2 separate regions of the Homo sapiens genome follow, and region 1 is linked to region 2. A link is a loop called in an ENCODE intact Hi-C map of the cell type or tissue named here. Cell type or tissue: A673. All regions are shown on one strand. Each heading gives the region's core, and the rest is flanking DNA. Links, peaks and the distances in the headings are about the cores only.

Evidence for each region. A loop is a pair of places that touch in the nucleus more often than their neighbours do. Peaks named below come from ENCODE experiments on the same cell type or tissue, not always from the same donor. Only the 100,000 strongest peaks of a DNase experiment are listed, where the experiment ranks them.
Region 1: a loop joins it to region 2, with 8 times the contacts of the local background. A loop is called at or near these places in 7 of 110 quality-filtered maps.

What each region holds. Positions count from the first base shown.
Region 1 is chr16:22,351,174-22,356,556 of GRCh38, reverse strand. All of the region lies in intron 2 of CDR2 (cerebellar degeneration related protein 2), which reads left to right. Among named protein-coding and RNA genes, the nearest start is that of CDR2, 21 kb to the left of the region's middle. In A673, for the core only: no CTCF peak of the experiment used is centred there; a DNase peak (open chromatin) is centred at 2,786; H3K27ac peaks cover 1,237 bases.
Region 2 is chr16:22,399,008-22,404,390 of GRCh38, reverse strand. It overlaps the pseudogene SLC68A2P. Among named protein-coding and RNA genes, the nearest start is that of CDR2-DT, 27 kb to the right of the region's middle. In A673, for the core only: no CTCF peak of the experiment used is centred there; DNase peaks (open chromatin) are centred at 2,030 and 2,410; H3K27ac peaks cover 1,657 bases.

The DNA.
Region 1 (5,383 bases), core at 165-5,164, 48 kb after region 2:
GGTCTCAAACTCCTGACCTCAGGTGATCCACCTGCCTCGGCCTCCCAAAGTGCTGGGATTATAGGCATGAGCCACCACACCCAGCAAATTTTTGTATTTTTAGTAGAGACGGGGTTTTGCCATGTTGGCCAGGCTGGTCTCGAACTCCTGACCTCAAGTGATCTGCCCACCTCGGCCTCCCAGAGTGCTGGGATTACAGCCATGAGCCACAGCACCTGGCCAAAGTGGTCTTAAAAGGCTTCTGAAGAGGTTATGTTTGAAATGAGGCCAGAAGGATAACTGGAATTTATAATCTTTCTTTGGTGCCATGGATCCCTTTGATTATCTAATGAGATCTAGGATAATCCTCTTAAAATTCATTGAATTACAAAGGAAACCTGTTAGAATGAAATACCTGTCAAATATTGAAAAAAGTAAATTTGTGATGTAATATAGATACGTATTAACATATTTAATAACAAGATCTAGAAACTACCATGATTTCAAATAGTGATGAATGTAGGCAGTAAATCAAGATTTCTGCAACTATAGTGCAATATGAAAATACCTGTGATTTCTGTTGATGATGAAGTCACAGATAAACCTAATACTACTAGTGGTTTATTGCCTCTGTCAAAAGAAAAAATTACGACAAACATAGTATAAAGATCTTAATTAGCTTTTATTTGAGATTCTAAAGTTGGGCAACACCTCATTCTTAGAGAATGAGGGTTTCAATGAGCTGAGCAGAGGAAGTTGGTTTTATAGACAGGGGCTGAGGAAAGCAGAAACAGAAAACAAAAAATGGGTGGTTTCAAAGTTAATTTATTTGTAAAGGTTAAAGCAGAGGGAAGTCCCTTATGCTGGCTAAAACTGGCATGTTTGGGGGCTTGGCTATTATCTCTTCTAATTTCTCAGAAGTCAGATGAACAACTTTGCTTTGGCTTGCTGACATGGAACTTTAGCACAAGTGACTCCATTTTGGTTTGGTTTGTTGGGCCTAGGGCAGGGACTCAGTCCAAACCAGTGGTCTCCTATAAATTTTAACAGATCTATTAGTACTTGAAAGAAATGTCAAATTTCATTTAGAAGTTAACAAAAATGAAGATGTAGCTGTTCAGACCCTTTAAATTCATCCATGTTCACAGACCCTCTAAAGTCTATCCATGGACCCCAGGCTAAGAACTGCTGGCTTAGGTGGAGCAGCCAGGAGAACTGCATCCCCCCGGATAGGGGATCGTAAAGGCATTAGAGGAGGGAGGCACTTGCCTTGCAGTGGGGCAACTCCAAAAAAGGCAAAGATATCTCCCCTAAGTGTGAAATTTTAAAAAAATCAATAGCTAACAAATGAAGCTGGAAAAACCACTTGAGACAATTGGGAAAATATTAATGCTGAAACGTAATAGATGTTAAGGAATTATTGAGTTTTTTTCCCTTAGGAATTGTGGTTAAAATAAAACGTCCTAGAAATGTATGAAGATGTATACTTGAGATGCCTTGGATTAGCTTTAAAATGATTGGAGGACGAGGAAAGTAGGAGAGTAGAGATGAAATAAGATTGGCTGTATGTTGATAATTGTTGAAACTGGTTGATGGGTACGTGGGAGTTCATTAAACCATTTCTCTGCATGTATATATGTTTGAGATTATCCACAATAGAAAGTTTTATTTATTTATTTATTTTTAGACATAGTCTCACTCTGTCGCCCAGGCTGGAGTGCAATGGTGTGATCTTATCTCACTGCAACCTTTGCCTCCTGGGTTCAAGTGATTCTCATGCCTCAGCCTCCCAAGTAGCTGGGACTACAGGCGTGTGCCACCATGCCTAACTAATTTTTTTTTTTTTTTTTTAAGTAGAGATGGAGTTTCACCATGTTGGCCAGGCTGGTCTCGAACTCCTGTCCTCAAGTGATCCACCCGCCTTGGCCTCCCAAAGTGCTGGGATTACAGGCATGAGCCACCACACCTGGTCCACAATAGAAAGTTTTAAAATGCAGTGGATAAGATTAGCCATCTGTAGAAATTCAGTATTTGTTTGGACTGAGAAGTTAGGAAGGATCACTCAAGCAAGGTTAAGGTAACTAGTTTGTAATTTCAGGGAATTAATGATTGTTAAGAACATACCAAAGTGAAGCGTTATGATGATGAATGCTGCTGTGGTACAGTTAAAATATAACCTAATCTTAGTGGATAACTGCATCTAAGCTGAGCCCTATGCAGGGAGACGGTGAGCATTAAGCTGAAGAGTCATCATTGATCCAGTGAATGCCTGTGTCTCCTAGACCCAAGAGAAAAGGACATTGGTCAGGGCAGGGGACGTCCAGGATTTTCCATGTCCAAGATCAACATTTCTCTAAGTGTGATCTCTGGACTGCCTGTACTAATATCACCTGGGTTTGTTGCTAAAAATGCAGAATCCTGGCTCTACTCCAGTCTCAGCCGTTTGAGGGGAAGGGACCCAGGTTCTTACACTTTAATAAATCTTCTTCCAGGTGAATCTTAGCACATGTAAAGTTTGAAAACTGTAGCTTTAAATAAAGATGACAGTAGCTTCTCCTTATTGAGCAATTTACCATCTGCCAGATCTCATGCTGAGCTCTCTACATATATTAACGTTTTTGTAAATTATATATTTGTATATGTCAGGGAGGAAAAATATTTTTTTCCTCAACCTTCATGAGTGCTTAGTTGGAAAGGACCCCTGCAACAAAAGACAGATTAACAAGAGAAAAACAAGCTTACTAACATATCTATTTCATTTATATGTGTGGGAGATACCCAGGGGATGAGTCATTCTCAGAGGTGGCTTTGAATTCCAGCTTATGTAGTATCTTCAACAAAGAATGGTAATTTTTTAGAGAAGTGACAAGACAAAGGGGAAGAACTTTGTCTAGGGGCAGAACTTGTGGGAAGGCAAGTAAGTGGTGATAAAGGCCCGTTAGCAAAGCTTGTTAGTGTGGATTCCTCTGGTGCTGTCTTCTGGCCCATAAAGGTCTAAAGTTGTTAGTGGTTAACCTTTGTTCTCCCTGGTAGAGAGGGAGGAGGCAGGAACCTTTTTATGCCAAAGACGCATGCTTTGGGGTGACATAGTCCAGTCTCTCCCACACACATATTTATCTTTACAGCCTTATGAAGTAGTTGATGAGGAGAACTCACATTAGAAAAATGTGCTTGCTGTAGGTTACCCAGTTCTAAACAGCAAAGCAAGACCTCAAACCAGGTTCTGACTCCAAAGCCTGTGCTCTTAGCTACTATACCACTGCCTCCCATCAGACTCCTCTGATCCCATGTCTACCAGAGACTCTCATTCATGAATCGGCCTTTCACATGCCCTTTGTGGGGCAGCTGTGTCCTAATAGAGGATGTGAATATTCTTGTCACTGGGCAGGAACAGTTCCTGTTGTATATTAATAAATTAATGTCTGGCTTATGCATTAGCCTTTTTAAAGGTAGTTCTGAGTCCTAAAGAATACTTGATAATTTATACTTGATATAAAGAAGCTTGAAACATTTCTGCAGCTATTATATATATATTCTTGTGATTCTAAGCCTTTTTTCCGCTCCTGTGGAATCTCATCAATTCCTAAGAGATTGAACATGTTCCCATCAATGACAAGAACCTACTATGGAATTACTAGCCCGAGGGCAGGATTAAGGGCCTACTCCTTTAGTTCTGAGAAAGCTTCACGCATGAGAATTAGTGGTTGATTTCCAAAGGACCAGAAGAAGCTGGTGGGAGTTGAGGCAGTGAAGACTACACACAGGCTTTTATAGACCGTGCCATGTGCTCACCTTTCTCATTTAATTCTGCCAGTTCTACATGGTAGGTACTAACAGATCCACTTACTAATTCCGAACTCAAAAAGCTCTATAAAGCAAGATTTTTTTTTTCCCCTTAAATTTGCAACAGATTCATTTGGTAGTAGATCTTTACCTGAACTGATGTGAGGCTGTTTATAGTCTTAGTTCATACTTTTTGATGCAGAAATATTAATGCTTGATTACAGGGTGCTGCCCAGACCTCACAGGTATTATAAGGTGTCAGCTGTGTGTCAGGTATGAGCGCCATGTTGTCTTTCTAAAATTTAAAGAATTTTCCAAAACACTTTTGACTTCAAGAGTTTCAGATGAGAAAGTTGAAGTTAGGTTAAGTGTTTGTTCAACTCTTTGCTGCTGAGTTATGTAAATGGATTTGAAAAAAAAAAAGCCATATATGCTTTTTTCAACACTTTAAGGGCCCGTTGAGTGTCATTTAGCCCATTGTTTGTTAGCCTTGCAAATCCTTCTAGAGTTGTAGAAAAAGCCTCAAGAAGAGTGTGTTGTGTTGTGTTTGAGACAGTCTCTGTCACCCAGGCTGTAGTGCAGTGGCACGATCTCGGTTCACTGCAACGTTCACCTCCCACGTTCAAAAGATTCTCATGCCTCAGCCTCCTGAGTACGTGGGATTACAGGCGCGTGCCACCACGCCGGACTAATTTTTGTATTTTTATTAGAGGTGGGTTTTTGTCATGTTGGCCAGGCTGGTCTTGAACTCCTGGCCTGCCTTAAGCAATCTGCCTGTTTTGGCCTCCCAAAGTGTTGGGATTACAGGTGTGAGCCACCATGCCTGGCCAAGAAGAGTGTTTTTAAAGTCAAGTTCTGAGTCTTTTACAGTTTGATCATCAGTAAGCTTCAAACCATTTCTCCCCTCTTTCTGGTTCTGTCCAGGGAAATACTGTGACTTTTTCCTTTGGAATATATACTGTGTTTTAGTGTCTTCAGGTAGAGCTGAGCAGGGAGGGAATCAAGGTGACTTACACTGCGGCATTAAGGTTGGGATTATTCCCCTTTATCCTTGGCCATTTAGGAAGCAGTCTTAGCAGGACCAGAATAAATCATCTGATAAATTTCTCGTGAATAAGGAGGATAATGGTGATAAAACTCTCATAAAATTAAAAATAACAGGAGTCTTTGAAGCATATTAAGCTAAAATATATTTCTCGTCAAAGCAACATACTTTTCATTTTTTTTGGTCCAGAATGCCTCATTCAGAGAAAGAGATTGATTTTTTTTTCCAAATTAAGATCCTCCACATAGAAATAGGAACGTTTTACACTGTTGGTGGGAGTGTAAATTAGTTCAACCATTGTGGAAGACAGGGTGTCAATTCCTCAAGGATCTAGAACTAGAATTACCATTTGACCCAGCAGTCCCATTACTGGGTATGTACCCAAAGTATCATAAATCATGCTGCTATAAAGACGCATGCACACGTATGTTTATTGCGGCACTATTCACAATAGCAAAGACTTGGAACCAACCCAAATGTCCATCAGTTGATAGACTGGATTAAGAAAATGTGGCACATGTACACCATGGAATACTATGCAGCCATAAAAAAGGATGAGTTCATGTCCTTTGCAGG
Region 2 (5,383 bases), core at 65-5,064:
AAGCTCATTTGGACATTGGCATTTGGTAAATGTTAATGCCTTTCCCTTTCTCACTGTTCAAGACATTTTATTTATTTGTAACCTATCTAATTCAAAAGGAATTTGAAAGGTGAAAAATGTTTACTGAAGTTGTTGCTTGTTTATGTATTCATTCAACAGAAGGAGTTTTGAGCCAGTCAGTTTTCCAGGTACAAAGGAGACAAAAGTGAAGATAGCGCCCTGGACTGTAAGGAGCTCACCACCTTGCCTATCACCCCAAATATGAACTTAGCAACAAAACTCTGCAACAGGAAAGGAATTAGAGAAATCCAGGTAGCTGGCAAATCTTTCCTCAATTTAATTTGCATTAAAAATAAAAGAGGGGGCTGGGCGCCCTATTTTATTATTTGCATTAAAAATAAAAGTGGTTCACATCCATAATCCCAGCACTTTTGGGAGGCCAAGCAGAAGGATCGATTGAGACCAGGAGTTCAGGACTAGCTTTGGCAACATAGCGAGATCCTCATCTCTACAACATATATATATTTAAAAATTAGCTGGGCCTGGTAGTGTGCACCTATATAGTCCTAGCTACTCAGGAGACTGAGGCAGCAGGATCTCCTGAGCCCAGGAGTTTGAGGCTGAAATGAGCTATGATCACACCACCACACTTCAGCCTGAGCAACAGAGCAAGACCCTGTCTTGAAAACAAACAAACAAACAAAAGAGGTTTTGCAGCATAAATGTTTTGACAGAACTAATAAAGAATGTGCCTCTGTCTGGCCGGGCGCAGTAGCTCATGCCTGTAATCCCAGCACTTTGGGAGGCCAAGGTGGGTGGATCATCAGGTCAGGAGTTTGAGACCAGCCTGACCAACATGATGAAACCCCGTCTCTACTAAAAATACAAAAAAATTAGCCAGGCGTGGTAGCACGTGCCTGTAATCCCAGCTACTCAATCGCTTGAACCTGGGAGGCAGAGGTGGCAGTGAGCCAAGATTGCACCACTGTACTCCAGCCTGGGCGACAGAGCAAGACTCCATCTAAAAAAAAAAAAAAAAACAATGTGCCTCTGTCTTAAAATAATACATTTCTCTCTAATCTGCAAAATAGGACACGTATGAGAAAATATTTGCCAATCAAATACACTTTATAGCTGATCTAAAGTGCTTACAATCATACCAAAGAACAGAACCTCTCATCATCAGCTTAGGCTTTTTCAGCTAAGAAAGGATAAGATGGACCTTGATTTTTAATTTTAATTCTTGCAATGTCACAGAGTAAAGGTCATTTTACCTAATCGTCCCATGTAATAAAGCATATTGCCATATGTAGAACATACAGCTAACTGAGATTTCACTTTGCTTTCTGATATTTAACCCTGTTGTAATATTGGCTGTGTGAACCTGAGAAATGAAAAACTGTGATGTCGTTTTAGAAATGGGGAAAAGTTGCCCAGGGCAAACAAGCATGAATATATCTGATTATATTCTGTCCCCTGGTTCCTAGCAATGCCTCTTATGATTGTCTTTCAGATATGTGATTTGTAGTGGCAATATAACTGAGATATGGAGACTCTGATAGGTCCTGCCTACATGTGATATTTTTGTAGCTAACATTTGAAAAAGTATACTTACTGCTGATTAAACTTTAGTAAATCTGCATCAACCATGTCAGCTAGTGGCAGGGTAAACAAGGAAACCGAAGCTCACACGATAACCCTAGAAAAAATGTTAAAACACATATGAAAATTTTACAACTAGGAGGCACAGCTTTTGTTAAAAAAGAATAAAATGAAAGTTGACATTTGATTTGCAAGAAGATAAAAGGAAATGATATACTATAAAAGTAAAGCTATATTAGGCATACCCTTCTATCCTCCCAAATATTATATATCTATGAATATATAATTCTCTTTTAAAAGTGAAATAACTACTTTCACTTGGGAATTTTAAAAATGATTTTTATGCTTCTTCCTCATTCCAAATGACTAAACTCATTTAATCTGCTTAAATTATTAATAGATTCTAAAGGACAGGAAGTGCCAGGGAAATTAATCACACAGACATCTTTCTCTTGATATCAGAAATAGGATACATTAAGAACTGAGAAAGGGCATATAGCATTTTAATTATGATAGAAGAATAAAAATGAGGGGGATGGTTTAAGTGAAGAAAAAGCAAAAATATTCATTCTAAAAATTACTATAAACTATCATTTTACATATTATACAGCCAGGGCCACCCTTACAGACTTATAGAATAGTTATCTGCATGGGGTTCTAATGTCTTGAAGTTTCATAGGGATTCAATCATTTGAGTCAATTATTACAGTCTCCACTACCAGTTTGTTCAAAATGCAAATATGTCTTCATGAAAATTTTCTCAAGTTGTTCCAGCAGGGACCTGGAATAGAATGTATTAATTCATTCACTCAAAATGAGTGACTCATGCCTGTAATCCTACACTTTGGGAGGACGAGGTGGGTGGATCACTTGAAGTCAGGAGTTTAAGACCAGCCTGGCCAACATGGTGAAACCCCGTCTCTACTAAAAATACAAAAATTAGCCAGGCATGGTGGCTGGTGCCTGTAGTCCCAGCTACTCGGGAGGCTGAGGCAGGAGAATTGCTTGAACCTGGGAGGTGGAGGTTGCAGTGAGCCGAGATCACGCCACTGCACTCCTGGACAACAGAGTGAGACTCCATCTCAAATAAAACAAAAAACAAAAACAAAAACATTATCTTTTCTTTTCTTTTCTTTTTTGAGACAGGGACTCACTCTGTTGTCCAGGCTGGAGTGCAGTAGCATGATTTCAGCTCACTGCAGCCTCCACCTCTTGGGCTCAGGTGATCCTCCCACTTCAGCCTCCTGAATATCTGAGACTACAGGAGTGCACCACCACACCTGGCTAAATTTTTATTTTGTGTAGAGACAGGGTTTTGCCATGTTTCCCAGGCTGGTCTTGAACTCCTGGGCTCAAGTGATCCTCCCACCTCAGCCTCCCAAAGTGCTGGAAGTATAGGCATGAGCCACTGTGCCTGGCCCAAAACACATTTTCTAAGGACCAACTATTTGCAGGAACTGCAGTAGGTAATGGGCCGCAGTGGTAAGAGACTAGACCCTATTCACAATAAACTCAATCCAGTGGGGACTACAGATAGTCGCAGGTAGAGGAAAAGCACCACAGCAGAAGTAAGCATAGGGCACTGGAGTCATATAGGAGGGCCACCTAATCCAGATGAGGAAATCAGGGAAGGCTTCCCAGAGAAGCACATGCCCGAACTGTGGCCTAAGACACGTGAGGACAGGGCCAAGCAAGAAATGGGGAAGAGCTTTCCAGGCACAGGAAACTGCATCTTCTAGACACAGAGGTGTCTGAACCAGGAACTGCAAAGTATTTCTGTATGGCAGAGAGTACAGTGTAAGTTGAGGAGTAACAAGAAATGAAGATGAAGGCTGGGCACAGTGGCTCACACCTGTAATCCCAGCACTTTGGGATGCCAAGGTGAGCAGATCGCTTGAGCCCAGGAGTTCAACACCAGCCTGGGCAACATGGCAAAAACCCATCTCTACAAAAAATAAAAATTAAGCTGGGCATGGTAGTACACATCTGTAGTCCCAGCTATTTAGGAGGATGAGGTGGGAGGATCACCTGAGCCTGGGAGGTGGAGGTTAGAGTGGGCCATATTTGTGCCACTGTACTCTAGCCTGGGCAACAGAGCAAGACCCTGTCTCAGAAAAAAAAAAAAAAAGAAATGAAGACGAAAAGATAAAGAGGGACTATATAACAAGACATCATAATGTCATCATTTCGAAATACCCTGAAAGCAATAAGAAGCCACTTAAGATTATTAAAGGTACTTGGGAGGCTGAGGTAGGAGAATCGTGTGAACCCGGGAGGCGGAGCTTGCAGTGAGCCAAGATCGTGCCACTGCACTCCAGCCTGGGCGACACAGTGAGATTCCATCTCAAAAAAAAAAAAAAGATTATTAAGCAAAGGAAGAGCATGTTATTCTAGAAGCAATATGAGAGAGGGAGTTGGAGAGACTGGAGACTATAAACTAGGGGATCATATGGGAAGACTGTATCCTATTCCATGTAAGAAATGAGCTATAGGAATGTCAGTGGAACTGAGAAGAGATGGATTCAGGGCACATTAGGGAGATAAAACTGCTAACAATTAACAGTGTGTTGGACCTAGGTGTCAAAGAAGAGAGAAAAGGCAAAGACAACTTCTCGGTCTCTGACTTGGGCAACCAGATAGATGGCAAAGCCATTTCCCGAGATGGCAAATAATGGCAAAAGAGCAGATTTGGCAGCAAGATCTTTGATTTGGACCTGCAGAATTTGACATGCCTGTGATGGAGGCAAAGTGGGTGCTTGGGGGAGGAGGAGAGGTTGCAGAAATAGGAGGAAGAGTTGAAGGAGAAATAGAAGCTCAGTGTCTTTTATACGTGGCAGCAGTATTTACTAAATATATTTTTGAGACAGGGTCTCACTCTTGTCACCTAGGCTGGATGGAGTGCAGTGGTGCAGTCGTAGCTCACTATGACTTGAATTCGTGGGCTCAAGTATGATCCTCCTGCCTCAGCCACTAGAGTAGCTGGGACTACAGGCATGTGCCACCAAAAAATTTTTTAATTTTTTATAGAGATGCGGTCTTACTCTGTTGCCCAGGCTAGTCTCAAACTCTTGGCCTTAAGCAATCCTCCAACCTTAGCCTTCCAAGTAAATTTTTTAATAGGTTAAAAAAAAGTAAGTTTACTACAAAATTTAATGTATGAAATTCCTTCATAAAACAAGCCATTAACATTCAGACAATTTGTCAAAAAGGTACAATGACCTTGCCTAGAAATGAATATTAAACTCAGTCCGGATCAAAAATGTGTCACTGCTTGAAAGGGCAAATAGTAAAATTTAGTGTAATTTTGAGACTGGAACCAGCATTTACTTACATGATAATAGTGAGATAAAGAGCCAAACAGTAATAGTATTGCTTTCCCAGGAGTAACATTACAATGGAGGCTGTTCCTTCTACATAGAAAGAAATTAAGATGATCTTATGGTAATCAAACTTTTTCAGCCAGGACTGACTGATAAGTACAAGGCACTGAAATGGAAACAGAATGGCATTGTGTTAAGATGGAACTCCACGCATTATTAAGCTTACTTACTCTTGCTGATGACAAAATAAACATTCTTATTGCAAAATAAATTGCTGGCCAGGTGTGGTGGCTGATGCCTATAATCCCAACACTTTGGAAGGCCAAGGTAGAAGGATCACTTGAGCCCAGGAGTTCATGACCATCCTGGGCAACATGGTGAAATTCTATCTCTACAAATAATACAAAAATTAGCTAGGTGTGGTGATGTACAGCTGTAGTCCCAGCTACTAGGGAGGCTCA